Regions from separate parts of the Homo sapiens genome. Here region 2 is linked to region 1. Evidence: read pairs that join two places in POLR2A ChIA-PET (ENCODE). Cell type or tissue: A673. All regions are shown on one strand. Each heading gives the region's core, and the rest is flanking DNA. Links, peaks and the distances in the headings are about the cores only.

The links. Peaks named below come from ENCODE experiments on the same cell type or tissue, not always from the same donor. Only the 100,000 strongest peaks of a DNase experiment are listed, where the experiment ranks them.
Region 2: POLR2A ChIA-PET joins it to region 1 with 6 read pairs; 4 of 35 experiments call an interaction of 5 or more read pairs at or near these places.

Annotation. Positions count from the first base shown.
Region 1 is chr17:17,192,714-17,201,932 of GRCh38, reverse strand. PLD6 (phospholipase D family member 6) reads left to right here. Exons shown (of 2, transcript NM_178836.4): 2 at 1-938. Among named protein-coding and RNA genes, the nearest start is that of PLD6, 9.0 kb to the left of the region's middle. RefSeq lists a silencer at 9,209-9,219. In A673, for the core only: no CTCF peak of the experiment used is centred there; no DNase peak of the experiment used is centred there.
Region 2 is chr17:17,051,882-17,061,100 of GRCh38, reverse strand. All of the region lies in intron 1 of MPRIP (myosin phosphatase Rho interacting protein), which reads right to left. Among named protein-coding and RNA genes, the nearest start is that of MPRIP, 14 kb to the right of the region's middle. RefSeq lists an enhancer at 4,498-5,137. In A673, for the core only: no CTCF peak of the experiment used is centred there; a DNase peak (open chromatin) is centred at 5,160; H3K27ac peaks cover 934 bases.

The sequences.
Region 1 (9,219 bases), core at 780-4,779:
CTCACTGCATCCTCTGCCTCCTGGGTTCAAACGATTGTCCTGCCTCAGCCTCCCGAGTAGCTGGGATTACAGGTGCCTGCCACAACACCTGGCTGATTTTTTTTTTGGTATTTTTAGTAGAGACAGGGTTTCACCATGTTGGTTAGGCTGGTCTCAAACTCCTGACCTCAAGTGATCCACCACTTCCGCCTCCCAAAGTGCTGGGATTACAGGTGTGAGCCGCCATGCCCGGCCGGGCTTTTAACTTTTAATGTCCTAATGTTAAGGTAATTTTGTTGTGTGTTTAGAAGTGACCTTACCTTTAACACCTGTGGAGTTAGTGCGTGCACATTGCTGGCTCAGCGTAACCCATCACGGGACCGGAGGAGAGGAGAGCGGGGAAGAGGAGAGCAGCTTCAGGCCGTGGTGTCTCCCACGTCTGTGTTCTTATTTGCAGCTCAGGGTTTGCATTCCCAGGTAGAACAGGTGTCGTACACTGTGAAATGTTCCAGGTTATTTGTTTATAATGTGTGTGTCATATACAGATAGCTCCGATGACATCTGAAGTTGTGACTTCATCATCTTGTCATATTTCTGTATGATGAGCCCCAGGGCCCATCCTGAGGTCTGCTAGCCATGTGCTTAGTCTCACCTCCCCAGCCCACGCTGGCATTACCACCCAGAGACCCTTCAGTGCTGTGTGTTTTTCCTTTTTAGGGTTACTTTTGACTCACAGTGTTAGGCAAGCCAGCTTGGAAGTTAACTTTTAAAAAAATTCAATTGAAGCTGTAAAGTATAATATATAGATTGGAAGTCACCAGAAATTGTTTTAGTTTGTGAATTCCCCCAGTGTATGTTCTGAAAAGAAAATGGGAGAGCTTGTAAAGCATCTCCTAAATGCGAAGCCGCGTGACCCTGGACTTCTGGCACATCTGAATAAACATGTTCTTATTCTGGAATGTGAGCGCTGGGTGTCTTTGCCTTAGCTTGCTGCTAAATCATTCAAGTAGGGGCTCCTCTTTGTTAAATATAATTTTGCGGGGGGGGGCAGTATACAGCTATTTAGAAACTGTTGGTCAAAGAACAGGAGACTCAAAGAGGAGTAAAACTTTAAGCTGTTATTTGGGTGAAGGAAATAAGGTATACGGTGGTCCATTTTTAAGACAAAGTGCCTTGAATCGGCTTCGGTCAGCAAACTACGGAAGAAACGGGTTGTACTAGGCCCCTCAGGCTAGCCGATGCCTTATCGGCTTCCCCGCCTGCCCCCTTCCCCCTTCCTTGGTTGCCCTCACCCGAACCAAAAAAGTTTAAAATGAAAGTTTACTGGCCTGCAAAATAGCTCGCTTTGTCTCTTCCTACCAGCTGGCCTAGCTACTTAGGTCATAAGTCAAATACTTGAAGAGCCCCTAAGCAGACTAAGATTGCAATGCACTGTGGGCTGTAACAAAATGCAGCAAGACAACCCTAAAAAAAAAATACCTAAAGCCCCCGCCTAACAACCAATAAGCAATGTCTGGGAAGATTGTAACCCCATAGTACTCAGCCTGTAAGGAAGGAGCCTGCACACTGGGGGATAAATTGCTTGTTGAAACTGTGCTGGGTGTGCCTGCTCATCAGACACCCGATCTTGGAAGACGTTATTAAAAGTATAGAAGATCCTTGGCCCACACGTAAAGACTGCTGTGCCAGTAACAGGCAGGCATGCCCAGGAGACCCTAGAACTGCACGCCGGCCTCTGCTCCAACACCTGAGGCGAGTGATGCTAGAAGGCAGGGGCTCGCTGAAGATGAGGGCTGGGGAGGGGGTTGTGTAGTGTGTGTGTCACCTGAAGCCTCTTTTTGCCTACAAGATTGTCTTGGCTCCTCTCAGAGAGAAACTTTAAAAGAAGTAATAAATTTGCCAAGTAGGCTCAGCAGTCACAAAAGAGGCTCTAGGAAGATTCCCCTCTAATTGCCCTCGTCTCCTGGGATGAGCTTTCATCAGCTTAGTGGTTTGGATTCAATGTTGTTAACTATGCGGGCAGTGATACAGCTTGAAAACGGTGAAACCCCATCTCTACTAAAAATACAAAAATTAGCCGGGCGTGGTGTCGGGCGCCTATAGTCCCAGCTGCTCGGGAGGCTGAGGCAGAATGGTGTGAACCCGGGAGGCCCAGCTTGCAGTGAGCCGAGATCGCCTGGGAGACACAGAGCGAGACTCCGTCTCAAAAAAAGAAAAAAGATCGGTCTGGGCAACATGGCAAAACTCCGTCTCTACTAAAAATACAAAAATTAGCTGGGTGTGGTGGTGTGTACCTGTAATCCCAGCTACTCGGGAGGCTGAAAAAGGAGAATTGCTTGAACCCGGGAGGTGGGGGCTGCAGTGAGCCAAGCTCACACCACTGCACTCCAGCCTGGGTGACAGAGCTTGACTCTGTCTCAAAACAAACAAAAAATTCTGATAGTACCATATGCCCTTAACAGTCTGCCCACACTGTTGAATATTCCTAGGTTGTTGGAATGAACCAATGCAATGATGCCATATTTTAAAGCACTATGTTGGTTCTATAGGGTTTTTGTTTTCTTTTGAGACGGAGTTTTCGCTCTTGTCACCCAGGCTGGAGTGTAATGGTGCAATCTTGGCTCACTGCAACCTCCGCCTCCCGGGTTCAAGCGATTCTCCTGCCTCAGCCTCCTGAGTAGCTGGGATTACAGGCGTGTGCCACCACCAAGTCCAGCTAATTTTTTTTTTTTTTTTCTTGGTAGAGACGGGGTTTTGCCACGTTGGCCAGGCTTGTCTTGAACTCCCGACCTCAGGTGATCCACCTGCCTCGGCCTCCCAAAGTGCTGGGATTACAGGCATGAGCCACCACGCTCAGCCAGTTCTATAGGTTTTTAAAGCAACCCACAATTTTTTTTTTTTTTTTTGAGACAGAGTCTCTCTCTGTCGCCCAGGCTGGAGTGCAATGGCGCGATCTCAGCTCACGGCAACCTCCGCCTCTCGGGTTCAAGTGATTATCCTGCCTCAGCCTCCTGAGTAGCTGGGATTACAGGCGCCCACAACTACGCCCGGCTAATTTTTGTATTTTTAGTAGAGACGGGTTTTCACTATGTTGGCCAGGCTGGTCTCGAACTCCTAATGTCATAATCTGCCCACCTCGGCCTCCCAAAGTGCTGGGATTACCAGTGTGAGCCACTGTGCCGGGCCCAATTTTTTTTTTTTAGTCTGATCCAACAGAGTATATTCATGTCAATTTCAGTTTACAATCCTTGCAGTCCCATCAGTTTGTGAGATTATGCCCAGGTCATCCACACTGGAGGTCTGAAAATGTTCTTAGTTGTACTCTAGTTTCACTAGCTGCATAGTTTTCTGGGATAGTCTCAGTCACTTGAATCCTTTAAAGATGAAGCCCAAAGAACCATGGAGATGACTTTAGAGGCATTAACAATGAGCAGCAGAGGCAGCCCTGGGTGGATCCCATCTGGTGTCACTGGGAGTGACATGCCTGAGAGACATCCTACTTTGGGTCCAAGTGGAGGTGCTGACTCAGGGCAGCTGCTACAGTGTGGCTACTAGAGGATCCTTCTCCAGTCTCAGAAATTGAAGCTGAGAATGGACCATTTTCAGAAATTTCATCATGAAGATCCTTACACTCAAAATCTTAAGGTGGCTGGGCACGGTGGCTCATGCCTGTAATCCCAGCACTTTGGGAGGCCAAGGCGGGCAGATCACGAGGTCAGGAGATCGAGACCATCCTGGCTAACATGGTGAAACCCCGTCTCTACTAAAAATACAAAAAATTAGCCGGGCATGGTGGCGGGTGCCTGTAGTCCCAGCTACTCGGGAGGCTGAGGCAGAAGAATGGCATGAACCCGGGAGGCGGAGCTTGCAGTGAGCCGAGATGGTGCCACTACACTCCAGCCTGGGCGACAGAGCGAGACTTCGTCTCAAAAAAAAAAAAAAAAAAAAAAAAAAATCTTAAGGTGATGATGGGTTTCCACATGACTCTTTTCAAGACCACAGCCGACGCCTTTAAAATCATGACTGGCTTATGTGTCGACATGTATTCTCACACTCAAATTTCAGAATAAGGCATGAGGTGGATGTATGTGATGGCACCAACTCTGCTTTCTCTTTTCTAGTGACCACTCAGGCCCTGCCTGCACCTATTCTTACTCATTTTAGGGCTCCATCCATTACTCTGAGCCTTCAACCTGCAGCTCTGCTTTTCGCTGTCTGCAGATGCTGAAGAAAGGCGTCACTAAAGGCCTCGGGCTGCTGGCTGCGATCAGCACCGATGGGAGCTGCCAGGATCCAACCCAGTTTTTAAAAACACACTTGATCAAGATTCACATACCATAAAATCTGCACATTAAAAGCATGAGATTCAGTAGTGGGTTTTAGTATATTAACAAAGTTGTGTAACCATCACCCCAAAAAGAAACACTGTTCCAGTAGTAGTCACTCCCCACTCCGTACTACCCTCCAGCTCCTGGCAATCACTAGTCTACTTTGTCTCACAGATTTGCCTACTCTGGGCATTTCATAGAAATGGAATCCTCTCTGCAGCCTTTTGTCTCTGCCATCTTCACCTCGCGTCATGCTTCAAGGGAATCTGTGCTGCAGCATGTTTCAGCACCTCATTTCTTAGTTTGGCTGAATAACATTCCATTGTATGGATAACAAATTTTGTTTGCCCATTCATTCGTTGGTGGGAATTTGGGTTATTTCTATCTTTTGGCTGTTATGAATAATGCTGCTATAAACATTTGTGTACAAGTGTTTGCACAGACATGTTTTCATTTCTTTAGTATACACCTAGGAGTGAAATTATTGGGTCATATAACACTATTTAACCATTTGAGAAACTGCTAGACTTTTTCCAAAATGGAAGTATCATTTTATATTCCCACCAGCAGTGAATGAGGGTTCCTTTTCCTCCACATCCTTGCCAACATATGGCATGATCTAACTTTCTGATCATAGCCCTTCTAGTGGGTATGGTGTCTCATTGTGGTTTTGACTTGCATTTCTAATGACTTAAGATGATGAATGTCTTTTCATGAGCTTATTGGCCATTTGTATGTCATCTTTGAAGAAATGTCTATTCAAATCCTTTGCCCATTTTTTTGGGTTGTCTTTTTATTGTTGAGTTTTAAGAGTTCTTTGTATATGTTCTGGATATAAGAATCCCTTAACAGATACATAATTTGCAAGCTGGGGACAGTGGCCAACGCCTGTAATCCCAACACTTTAGGAGGTCGAGGCAGGAGGAATGCTTGACCTCAGGAGTTCGAGACTAGCTTGGACAACATAGCAAGATCTTGTCTCTACCAAAAATAAAAAATAAAAAAAATAAAAATAAGATTAGCTGGGCATAGTGGCACACTCCTGTAGTCTGAGCTACTCAGGAGGCTGAGGTGGGAGGATCGCTTGAGCCTGGGAAATTGAGGCTGCACTCCCGCCTGGGCAACAGAGCGAGACTCTATCTCAAAGAAAAGAAAAAGTCATTTGCAAATGTTTCCCTTCTTTGGGTAATAGGTGTTGATGGAATTGTTTGCAGCATGTAAGCTTTTGATTTTGGTATAATCTATTAATATTTTTACAGTTGTTGCTTGTGCTTTGGTGTCATAGCTAAGAAACCATTGCCCAACCCAAGGTCACAAAGATTTGCTCCTATGTTTTTTTCTGTCATATATATAATTTTTTTCTTTTTGAGACAGTCTCACTCTATTGCCCAGGCTGGAGTGCAGTGGTGCAATCTCAACTCACTGCAACCTCCGCCTTCCAGGTTCAAGCGATTCTCCTGCCTCAGCCTCCCAAGTTGCTGGGACTAGAGGCGCCCACCATCACGCCCAGCTAATGTTTGTATTTTTAGTACGGATGGGGTTTTGCTAGGCTTGGTTTCGAACTCCTGACCTCAAGTAATCTGCCTGCCTCGGCTTCCCAAAATGTTGGGATTACAGGCGTGAGCCACTGCACCCGGCCATTCTTGTATATTATATTCCTATCACTCATACTTAGGTCTGTGATCCGTTTTGAGTTAATTTTTGTGTATGGTGCAAGGTAGGAGGCCCAACTTCATTTTCTTTTGCATGTGGATGTCTAGTTGTCCCAGTACCATTTGTTGAAAAGGTTATTGTTTCCTCACTGAATGGTCTGGGCATTATTGTTGAAAATCAATTGACTGTAAATGTAAGAACGCTTTTTCTGAACTCGCAATTCTGTTTCACTGATTTATCAATATCTCTCTTTATGCCAAGACCACACTGTTTGTTTGTTTTTTTGAGACAGAGTCTAGCTCTATAGCCCAGGCTGGAGTGCACTGATGCAATCTTGGTTCACTGGAACCTCTGCCTACTGGGATCAAGCGATTCTTGTGCCTCAGCCTCCCAAGTAGCTGGGACTACAGGCATATGCCACCACGCCTGGCTAGTTTTTGTATTTTTAGTAGAGACAGGGTTTCCCCATATTGGCCAGGCTGGTCTCGAACTCCTGACCTTGTGATCTGCCTGCCTCAGCCTCCCAAAGTGCTAAGATTACAGGTGTGAGCCACTGCGCCCGGCCTTTTTTTTTTTTTCTTTTTTTTGAGACAGATTCTCGCTCTGTCGCCAGGCTGTTATGAAACAGTGTTGGATTTTCAAATGCCAACTGATTTTAAAAATTGCATTTACATAGCTTTACAAAAATAGCGTATGTTAAAACCATAGGAGGCCAGGAGCGGTGGTGCATGCATGTAATCTCAGCACTTTGGGAGGGTGAGGCAGGTGGATCACTTGAGATCAGGAGTTTGAGACCAGCTTGACCAACATGGTGAAACCCCATCTCTACTAAAAATACAAAAAAATTAGCCAGGTATGGCAGTGTGCTCCTGCAGCCCCAGCTACTCAGGAGGCTGAGATGGGAGAATCACTTGAACCCGGGGGGTGGGTGGTGGTGGAGGCTGCAGTGAGCTGAGATCCCGCCACTGCACTCCTGCCTGGGTGACACAGTGAGACTCCATCTCAAAAAAAAAAAAAAAAAAAAAAAAATTAGACAACTGGAATAGCAGACTGAAAATGTGTATCTTTTTATGCCTGTACTTAACTTTTTTTGGCTATGTTTTATACATTTCTTGACTTTTTGTTTTGTTTTTTTGAGACAGAGTCTCACTCTGTAGTCCAGGCTAGAATGCAGTGGCGCGATCTCAGTCACTGCAACCTCTGCCCCCCATGCTCGAGTGATTCTCTCACCTCAGCCTCCCCAGTAGCTGGGATTACAAGTGTGTACCGCCATGCCCAGCTAATTTTTGTATTTTTAGTAGAGATGGGGTTTCACCATGTTGGTCAGGCTGGTCTTGAACTCCTGACCTCAAGTGATCCACCTGCCTCGGCCTCCCAAAGTGGTGGGATTACAGGCGTAAGCCACCATACCTGGCCTCTTAAATTGATTTATTGGTAGAATCAACTTTTTTTCAATGTTATCTGGATAAAAGTTTAGATTCCCACAAATTTCACCCATTTCATTCTAAAGGTTGTGAATATATTGTTTAAAAAACCCAGTTTTTCTTTTTTGAGACAGGGTCTTGCTCTGTTGCCCAGGTTGGCAGTGCAGTGGCACGATCTAGGCTCACAGTAACCCCCACCTCCTGGGTTCAAGCAATTCTTGTGCCTCAGCCTCCTGAGTAGCTGGGATTACAGGTAGGCGCACACCACCATGCCTGGCTAATTTTTGTATTTTTAGTAGAGACAGGGTTTCCCCATGTTGGCCAGGCTGGTCTTGAACTCCTGTCTTGAAGTGATCCACCTGCCTCAGCCTCCCAAAGTGCTGGGATTACAGGCATGAGCCACTGCGCCCAACCTAAAAATCCCAGTTGTTTGTTATTTAAAATTTATTTAGTGGGTCACAATCAGAATTTTTAAAAGTGAACGAAATCATCAAAGTATATATAGTAAGGGTGCATTATTTTGTTAAATTTCAGGTTGTTGGCGTGTGTGTATATTGGGTCATGATGTAAAATGCAGTTTCTTTTTTAAGCAAAAGGTAAAATTTTATTGTAAATAAATCTATTAATAAGAGGGACAGGGATGGGGAATTACAAGACCTTGATTAATAAAAGCATCACCACCATTAGCACTTCTCGTTGTCCCTTTAGCCCCTGAAGGCTTCTTTAACTGGGGCAGTGTACCTTAATTAGATTCTGCATGTAAAGTATTTCTTACAATGGCTTGTGTGTGAACAGGTAAAATCCAAATTTTTATGTGAACTACCGTAATTCTAAAATGCTGAAAACTGGCCAGGCACAGTGGTTCACACCTGTAATCCCAGCACTTTGGGAGGCCAAGGCAGGTGATCACCTGAGGTCAGGAGTTCGAGACCAGCCTGGGCAACATGGTGAAACCCCATCTCTACTAAACACACACACACACACACACACACACAAGCCAGGTGTGGTGGTGCATGCCTGTAATCCCAGCTACTTGGGAGGCTGAGGCGCGAGAATCGCTTGAACTTGGGAGACGGAGGTTGTAGTGAGCTGAGATCGCGCTACTGCACTCCAGCCCGGGCAACAGAGCAAGACTCTGTCTCAAAAAAGAAAAAAAAAAAAAATCCACTGTAATTCAAAAGGAGGTAATCAGGCCCTGGCACTGTGTTCATGCCTGTAATCTCAGCAATTTGGGAGGCAAAGGTGGGAGGACTGCTTGAGTCCAGGAGTTCGACACCAGCCTTGGCCACACAGGGAAACCCCGTCTCTACAAAAAATGCAAAATTAATTGGGTGTGGTGGTGCATGCCTGTAGTCCCAGCTAGTTGGGAGGCTGAGGTGGGAGAATCTCTTGAGCCTAGGAGGCAGAGGCTGCAGTGAACCAAGATCATGCCATTGCACTCTAACCTGGGTGACAGAGTGAGACCCTGCTCCAAAAAAAATAAATAAAATAAAATAAAGGCCGGGCACGGTGGCTCACACCTGTAATCCCAGCACTTTAAGAAGCCAAGGCGGGCGGATCATGAGATGGAGAGCATCCTGGCTAACACGGTGAAACCCCGTCTCTATTAAAAATACAAAAAATTAGTTGGGCGTGGTGGCGTGCCCCTGTAGTCCCAGCTACTTGGGAGGCTGAGGCAGGAGAATCACTTGAACCCCGGGGGCAGAGGTTGCAGTGAGCCGAGATCCTGCCACTGCACTCCAGCCTGGGCAACAGAGTGAGACTGTCTCAAAAAAAAGGAGGTAATGAAACTGAAATCAACCCACTCTAGAGCTGGAGGCTACTGTTCAGTTTGC
Region 2 (9,219 bases), core at 2,845-6,844, 140 kb after region 1:
CGGAGCTGTGCCCACCTGCCTCACCCACAGTGGGTTCTCAGCACACACCTCTGACCATGCTCAGAATGGGGGCTTCTCTTTCAGAACAAGCCTGCCAGGGCCGACGAACACTGGTCACCACTGCAGACCCCTCAAGAGGCCACAGGCTTGTCCTGTGTTGACCAAACTGTGCTAGAACTACTAAAAGTTGTCCATGGGGCCTTGAGTCCTGGAGAATACTGTTCTATTGCTCTACAGCCACACAGTTGTGGACCCAAACTACCTTCCTCAATATAGGCTTCCACAAACAGCCAGCCACTGTGCAGATACTAAAGATGGAGCTACAGCCCCCGCAAGTGTTTCAACATCATCAGGACCCAGAGCCCTGTCCCGGGAGGAAGCCAAGCCTCCGAGGGAGAACACCTGCTCACCAGCTGCCAGGAATGCATTCTGCAGGGAGGACATACATCCCAGCTATGGGAGCACGAGGGCAGGTCTGCACTCCTCCCCGCTGGCAGTGGAGCTGACCCCAGGGCTTAGGGCATATGAGCTCTCATGACCTCCATTTTATACCCCAGGAAACCGAGGCACACAGAGACTCAGTGGTCTGTCCAAGTAAATAGAGCCAGGAAGCAGTGGAAGCAAAACAGGCACCAAGGCCACCTGGTTCCACACTGGCCCTGGCCCATGGGACACTCCTCCCCAGTTTAGCAGGCCATTCCAGAAGGTAAAGGGTGACACAGGTGAAGGGCATGTTCCCAAGTGAGATGTGCTCCCAGGGGTAGGGGTCTGGTCCTCACCAGCACAGCACTCAGTTCTGCCCCACATCCATGCAGCTGGGGCCACGGCCCTGGGAGGCTGCAAGTGGGGGCTTAGGGACCCGGTGGGGCCCCAAAGCACATTGCCCATGAGGCACACATGGAAGGAAGAGCCCTACAGCCTTTACTTCCAGATGAGCCAGCCACAGACCACCCTCCTGCAGCACACACCCAGCCTGGCCATCTGCGCAGGAGGTCAGGAAGCTGGCGGAGATTGGGGGCTGTCCTCCAGAAGGACTCTTTCCTACCTGTGCAAAGACATCAAGGCTGGGTGCAGGCTACCACCTCCACCCACCCCAGGAAAAGCTGGGCCAATAAGCCACCTACTTCAGAGCCTCATCAGTAAGGTGCTCAACGTAATTTATTGTCTTAATTGGGAGTACTTGGGGAAGGAAAAGGGATTCTGCTAATTATGCCAGGACTGCTGGTCCCAGAACTCAGAACAGCCATGCCCACCCGGGACCCTGCAGACTGCAATTGGCTCACCTCCCAACTGGGCCACTCCCCATCCCCACATTCTGCTGCTCTCTATGGAGGCAGGTCAGGGATGCCCCTGATGTCTACCAGCCTCTGCAAGGCCACTGATGCAAAGTTCGCAAAGCCTCTGGGAATACCAACAAGGAGACGAAGACACGAAAGGTGGTGCAAAGGGAAAGGAACTCAGCACCATGCCAGGGAGCAAAGGGGAGGAGTGTGGGAGACTTCCCTGGGAGGGGGCAAATGACAGACTTCAGAAATGGAAGTCAGGGGACACCGTCTGTGGGAAGCTGACACAGCCACAGCCGAGCAGGCCCCAAGGCAGCGGCGCAGCCTGGAACAGTGAACTGCACTGCCCCTCCTATAGAGGCCGGCATGCTCCTCAAGCCCATGGCCCAACTTAAGCTCGACCAGTGGTCTGCAAAGGTGGGAGTCCCTGAGGCCCTTTTTGGGGTCCCTGAGTCAAAACCATTTTAATAAAAATACTAAAACATCCTTTGCCTCCTCTCTCACTCTTTCATGAGTGTACAGTAGAGCTGCCCAAAGGCTACACAGGACATGCTATGGCCACAGACTGTAGAAGCTCTGAGAACCCAGCTGTCTTTCATTATGGCAGACCGTAAAGAGCTCTGCAAAGAGTTAAAAATGTGAGGCTTTTCAGCAAATTTTTGTCTTAGAAAAGTTATTTTTCAGAATATATGTTACGTGACTACATAATAGGCTTATTGTTACTTTTAAGTGAATTCATGAATAAACTTTTTCAGTTTTAACTTCTAATACAAGAAATACCAATGGACATAACCCAGGTAAACTAAAGCGTTCTGAGGGCCTCAATAATCAAGAGCATAAAGGGGTCTGGAACCCAAAAAGTTTGAGAACTGCTGACCTAGCCACCCACTCCCCTAGCACGTCCCCACCCCTTCTGCACCTTTGCTTGGGGAGCAGCCCTGCTGATCCCACTTCTCAGTTGCCATGTGCCCAAACACAAACTTGCCTTTAAGTCTATCTCCTGGTTTCTACTCAAGAGTCCTTTCTATCCAACAGCACTGCCTTAAAAGGCGACATCTAACCCCAGACTTGCTCCTGGTGGCTGTGTTACATATGGTCCATCTGGAAATGAAACAGACTCCAAGGCACAGGCAGACAGGAAAACCTTTCTCTCAACAATGCGGACCTCTGCCTTGGTGAGGAGGCCAGGAGGAGGGGCTGTGACAGAGGCAACACCTGTTTCTCAATGGACCTGGAGCCCTCCCTGGGTCCCCACTCCCCACAGTCCCTGGAGCTCTCCTCCCTGGGTCCCCACTCTCCATGGCCCCTGGGGCTCTCCTCCCCGGGTCCCCACTCCCCACGGCCCTGGAGCTCCACTCCCCGGGTCCCCACTCCTAACAGTCCTAGAGCTCTCCTCCCCAGGTCCCCATTCCCCACGGCCCTGGAGCTCCCCTCCCGGGGTCCCTACTCCTAATAGTCCTGGAGCTCTCCTCCCTGGGTCCCCATTCCCCATAGTCTTAGATCCCCTCCCTGGGTCCCTGCTCCCCCTGGCCCCTAGAATCCTCTCCCCAGGTCCCTGCTTGCAAAGAGGGGCTTGAAGGACCACAAACATAAGCACCTTTACTGTGCCACAGGACTAACGTCCCTGAGCCTGTGGAGAGGAGTCAGAAAAGCAGGGGACTCCACTGGAATGTGCTTCTGTCCGTGTTCCCTAGAACAGCTCGACCAGCACTGGTGTGAAGGGCAATGCCTGAGCTACCCATCTGGGCCTCGGCTCCCACCCCTAAATCATCTCAGGTCACCTCTGTGAAAGGGATACCACTGGGGAGGGGCGTGAAGGATGCTTTGAATGGATGTCAGTGTTCTCTTTCTTAAGTTGGGTGGCAGGTTCACGAGCATTCATTTTTATTATTTAGATTTATATTGTAAATGTATGCTGCTTGTATCCTTTTGTGTACATCCAATATTGCATTCTATTAAAAAATATTACTGCAAGTATTAGAGTATATCAGCGGCTCTTCAAACTGTGAAGATCCCTGGAGGTCATGCTTCAGGGGCCACCTCGGGTGTAGGATGGGGCAGCGGGTGGGGGTCAGGGTGGTCTCATAGCTGATGCCATTCCTCTTCCTGTCCTTCAACATGAGAACATTCGTGCATCATATATGTGAGCTCCACGTTTCATTTCAAGGGGGTGGGTGTTTTGCTGCCAAAGAAATAAAGGTTGAAAACTGGTAACAGTGATGAACAGCGTAGCAAAGGCCTTTTCCCTCTAGCTGACCCCAAGGTCCTCTGGGGACCACTGTGGGGCTCTGTGGGCCCTCTGCCAGCAGCTCCCAGCACCTAGCACTGGGAAGGCACCGCGTCTCCCTGGGGTCTCCAGCCTTCAGCTCCCATGCCCCACAGCCCTCCTTCCAACAATGTTTAAGGATTAACTTGCCTCTTTCTTGGCAGTCAGATGATCTTCAGGTCAGACAAAAAGGGAAGAAAGAAGGCGTGTACCTCCGAGCAGCTGAGCCACCCCTGCACCGCCCCGTGACACTGCCTCATGGCGGCATTTCATGTGTGCGACTCTTGAGGGATGGTCCAGGAACCCAGTTTCCATCCCAGACTCCTCTGTGAAGAGCCCCAGGCTCTGGGCAGGCCTTATTTGGGACCCACCCATAGCCCTCCCACCCAGCAGTCTGCAGGGCTGACATGTGGCTCCAGGTGCTGATGCCAAACAGCTCACTGACAGAATGGCCACAGGCCAGCAAGTCCTCTCCTGGGGTCCGCTGAAAGGAGGTGTTCAGACAAATGCCCGCACACCTGTGTTCACAGCAGCACTATCCACAACGGCCAAAAGGGTGAAGCAATCCCACTGTCTACCATCCATACAAGGAATGAATTCTGACCTGTGCTGCAAGGTGGATGAACCTTGAAAGCATTAGGCCAAGTGCAAGACACCACAGACAAAAGGTCACATATGGTATGGTATGATTCTGTTTTGATGAAATTTCCAGAATAGGTAAATCCATTGAGGCACAAAGCAGATTTGTAGTTGCTGGGGACTAAAGGCGGGGGTGACTGCTTAATAGTTAAGGTGGGGGGTTCTTTTGGAGCAATGGAAATGTTTTCAACTGAAGAGGGGTGGCAGTTGTACAATACTGTAGGCTAAATGCAATGGAATTGTACATGCTAAAATGGTTAATTTTATGTTGCGTGAATTTCACCTCAAAAAAAAAACCCCTCAAAACCAAGGAACCACACACACAGTTCACCCCATCATAGCACGGGGACAGCAGGGCCCACAGCTGCTGGCTGGCTGTAAACTACCCCCAACTCCCACTGGGCTCCTGGCCTCCCTCTGCCCACACACAGGTCCTGCAAGCCCAGCCCCGGCCCCTGCCCCTGCTCCCCACTGTATTCAAGCTGGAGGGGGAAAGTGACATTTTAAAAGCCTCTTCCCTGTTTGGTCTTGACAAACAGCCCGTGGCCACAGGATTTTTGGAACATGACGCCATTCATGGCAAAGGGAAGAGGGCTGGAGAATGCGTGGGGACAAATTTCTGGGGCAACGTCTTCGCAGGGAAGAGTCACACCCTGTTCCTCAAAAAGCCGTCCTTCCCATTCAGAAACAGGTAGGACAGAAGCACGGTGGAAGGAGGAGCAAAAAAAGGGCAGGAAAGCTAAATGAGGTCAGCCCCACCCTTCCCCGCACATGCCAAGGTGGTCAGCCCCGCTCCTGGACACTAGGGGCCAAGGGGGCCACACACAGCCAGACATTGATGGTCTCAAGGCCAAGCTCAGTCCTCTCGAGTCATGTGGAGACAGGGAAGGCCTGGAGTCCCACAGCTGGGTTTCCTCCCGGCTTTGCCACCAGAGGAGCTGCTCTAGGCATATTATACTACCTCTCTCTACCCTTCTCTTAACTCCGCCTTCTGAGACTGCTGGAAATATAAATGAGCTAATAGTGGCCTGGCACATGGCAATTCCTGTCAGCTATGAATACCACCAACAGCGCCACAAAACAATGCCAGGGCAGGCCACCCTTCAGCAATTTCCGTATAGGAAAACCTCCACACCATAGAAGGCCAGGTGCTAGCTGGCCGGGCCCCCTAGGAAGAGGACTCCTAAGCTCCCAGGCTCACGGGGTTTCCAGGCGGGAAGGGAGATGTGGAATTGAGAAGTAGTGGGCTGTCTGCCGAGGTGACATCTGCCTATTAGAAGAGCTCGTTCTCAGGCTCAAAAGAAGAGACTCCTCCTGTTTAGATCTCATAGAAGGGTCCCCTCAGCAGAGGTGCCTTTCCCTGCAAGGGTGAATGACTTGTAAAGGCTGGGGGTAGGGTGGACAGAGAGGCTGGAAGGACCTGCCTGCCAGCTGAGGGGACCCACTCAACACTGGTGACCAGGGGGCCACGAAACGTCCTGGCCAGATCTCCCACCCACCCAGTGATTTGGGACTAGACCCGGCTCCCCAGCTCTGGGATCCTCTCTACCTTCCTTGGGCATTTCAACCAGGCCCGGCACAAGGATTTTCCTTCCCAGACAACTGCAAGGCAGTTGCTCCATGGATACGAGTGGGATAAGCATGGCTTCTCTTAATCTTCTCCCACACTGCCCATGGCAACTCATACACCCATCAAAGAAATTCCTAAAATTGGGATCTGCTCTGCCCTTCATGGGACCTGCATGACTTCTCTGGGCTTGACAGGGGCACAGAAGTGGCCTCTAACATTAAATCCTAAGCTGATGAAGCCTGGCCCCTTCACTTCCTACCCTCTAAAAAAAAAAGAAATTTTTTTTTTTTTTTGATACAGGGTCTCGTTCTATTACCCAGGTTGGAGTGCAGTGGCGTGATCTCAGCACACTGCAACCTCCACCTCCTGCCTCAGGCAATCCTTCTACCTCAGCCTCCCAAGTAGCTGGGACCACAGGCATGTGCCACCAAGCTTGGCTATGTTTTTTACTTTTTTGTAGAGACAGGGTTTCCCTGTCTTGCCCAGGCTGATCTCGAACTCCTGGGCTCAAGCAATCTGCCCACCTTGGCCTCCCAAAGTTCCGGGATAACAGGTGTGAGCCGCAGCACCTGACCTAAAAATTCTTAAAATCAGTTCAGTCCTTACACAGCAGGTCCTCAAATAATGCCATTTCATTCAACATTGATTTGTTATAACAATGTTGAGGAAAAAAAAAAAAGAATTCCTGCACCCACTGCCTGTGTGGAGTTTGTGTGCTCTCACGACTCCGTGGGTTTTCTCTGTACTCTGCTTTCTTTCACATCTCAGAGATGTGCACATTCAGTGAACTGGACATCTAAGTGGTCCCAGTCTGAGCAGGTGTGGGTGCAAGTGTGTCCTGTGATGGAACGGCGTCCTGTCCAGGCTTTGTGCCCTGGGAGAGGCTCCAGCTACCGGTGACATTGAACTGGAATAAGCAAGCTGGAAAACGCATGAATGAATACAGGTAACTGCCTACTAAAAAGTCATCAAGTCTACGATAATCACACAAACACATGACAATAAACTATGCAGTAAGAAGCACTCAGCCAGCCCACCGCTTTTGTCCTTGTTTTTGAACTTCCTGGTGGTAGGAGGTATGCCTTACAATTTTCACTTTGCAGACATTTATTCCTTGATTTAACCTACCACCATGACTGTCATCACTCACTGTCATCACTCACCAAAACTTGTATAGATAATGATCTTACTTGTTTTTATTCATCTTCCTGAAATGTATATAATAGCTCACATGTATTTCCATGTTTAATATTAGAAATACTTTGGATCTTTATTTAGAAGTTTGGTTAATTTTTATAACCTGAAATATGCCGTAGAAACTTAAATCCTGTTTATATCAATTAGCTTATGATAAAATTGGTTTGGTTGTGTGTTGTTATGCTTACAGTAGCAGTTTCCAAGAGCCCATCAATGACGGTGAGGACTTACTGTACTTACACATTCTGAAAAATCAAACACACACAAGGCAAACTGACTACTTCCTTCCAGTCCTCAAGGGGCTGACATAAGAAAGCTGCTAGGGTGGTGCAGAGCAGCTCAGTGGGAGAGGAGACAGCCTGAGCATCTGTTTAATGGGCATGGGCCTGAGCTTCTGTTTAATGGGCATGGGACAGACAGAAACAGGTTTGAGGGCCAGCTTGCCCACAAAATCACAGTGGAAGGTCCCCTCCCTGGGCTGTTTTCTCTGCAGTAACCTAAGAGGGATGGGGACCTGGTGCTCCCCGCACTGCCCCTGCCCCATCTCGCCCATGGCCTGGCCCATGGTGGACATTCAAGAGCAGATGGGCCAGCATGCTAAGTGAGAGCTTCCCAAGGGCAAGATCCGTGTCCCACACACAGCTCCATACTACATGGTTTATTGCTGATAAAACGGACCCCATTTACTAAGCACCCACCATATAACCCAGTATTTACAAACTCTGCCCTTGCCACAGATCCTGCGGTTGCTGAGGACTTTGGAAGCATCTTCCTGCATCCTCATCAGGACCCAAAGCCATGGGTACTATTATTATAACCCCCCAGTTTTCAGATGAGGGGCATAGATGCTTCAGCTCTAAGTAACTTGCTCCATTAGCATGGAAAATGGAGCTAGAATGGAAACTCAAATCTGGGCTCGCCACCATTCCAATTCCCTTGCCTGGGCGCACTGAAATGAAAAGTGGGACTGTGTCAGATTTCTAGGTCAGAGCAGGTCCCCAAGCAGAAGCCATGCAAATGCCCTGACCCACCCCTCCCGCGGCCCTGAGGCTCCTGAGCCTCAAGTGGCTCACCCAGTCCTGATAGTGAGGCTCTGGGTATGGCATCAGGAGACCCAGGAGACATGGCCCCTTTCTCTGGCTCAGCTGGGGCTCCCTGCAGCTGCTCCCCCTTCCCTTGGCCCCTTTATCTATGGGAAGGACCACGAGGAGGTCAGAAACCTTGTGTGGAAAGTGCGCCACGGTTGCTTGTGGGTCTGTTAAATCCAGTGCCTCAGAACCTACAGAGATCAAGGACAAAGCTATTTCCTGATTCTGAATTCCTCTTTCAGAGGAAAAAATTGTGCTTCCTGTTCAGAGCTGTGCCAAAGGTGTGGCTGCTGCCTAGGCCAGTAGCCCATGTTGGGGATGTGGGGCACCCCGAGGCTGAGGAGAGGTGAAGATCTGGGCGATGCCCTGCACAACAGCCTGCACCGTTCACACACACGCCCCACCACACACTCAAGAACTAAGGAGTCCAAGTTGGGGCAAGGCCCTGTTCCTGATAGCAAAGGTTAACACTTATTAGAGACAAGGTGGCCAAACAGGACTTTGGAAAAAATCGTGCTGGACTTCCTGTGACCTAGGCAGGTCGCTGAACCTCTGCTGAACCTCTCCAGGTCTCGGCGGCTCCATCTGCTAATTGAAGACAATCCCTCACCTGCATAATGTGGGGGAAAGGCAGGGAGGGCAGGTGCAGACAGCCCCAGCAGGTCCCTCTTCCCAGGGCTAGGAACTAGAAGTCCAGGAAACAGCTGTGATTTATTCTGCAGCACTGCAATATACCAATCTCCCTACTACCCATCTGCCCCGGGGCCAAACAAAAACACTAAGGAGTTTACAAAGCAAAGTGGCCTTCCCAAGGACAGGGAGGATGAGTCTGGAGCCAGGGTGGAGTCTGGAGCCAGGGTGGACTCTGGCACGGGAGCCTCATGGAGCTGAAATCTGTATCACGGCCCCATTGCTGAGCAGCTCAGTGACCTTGGGCAGGCCGCTCAACCACTCTGAAAACTCAGGGTCCCCTCCTCCGAGGGAGGCCTTGCTGCCACCAGCCCTGCTGGCCACCCTTGCCTGCTGAGGTCTGTGTGAAATCACGGGCTATGACACAATATAGTAGGTAGAGGTTCAAAGGATCCGGCAGGCCCATCCACTCAGAGTCTCGCTGCAAAGCAGCTCTGACACCAGGGCCACCTCTGGCACAGCATGCAACCGCCAAGCTGCGCCCAA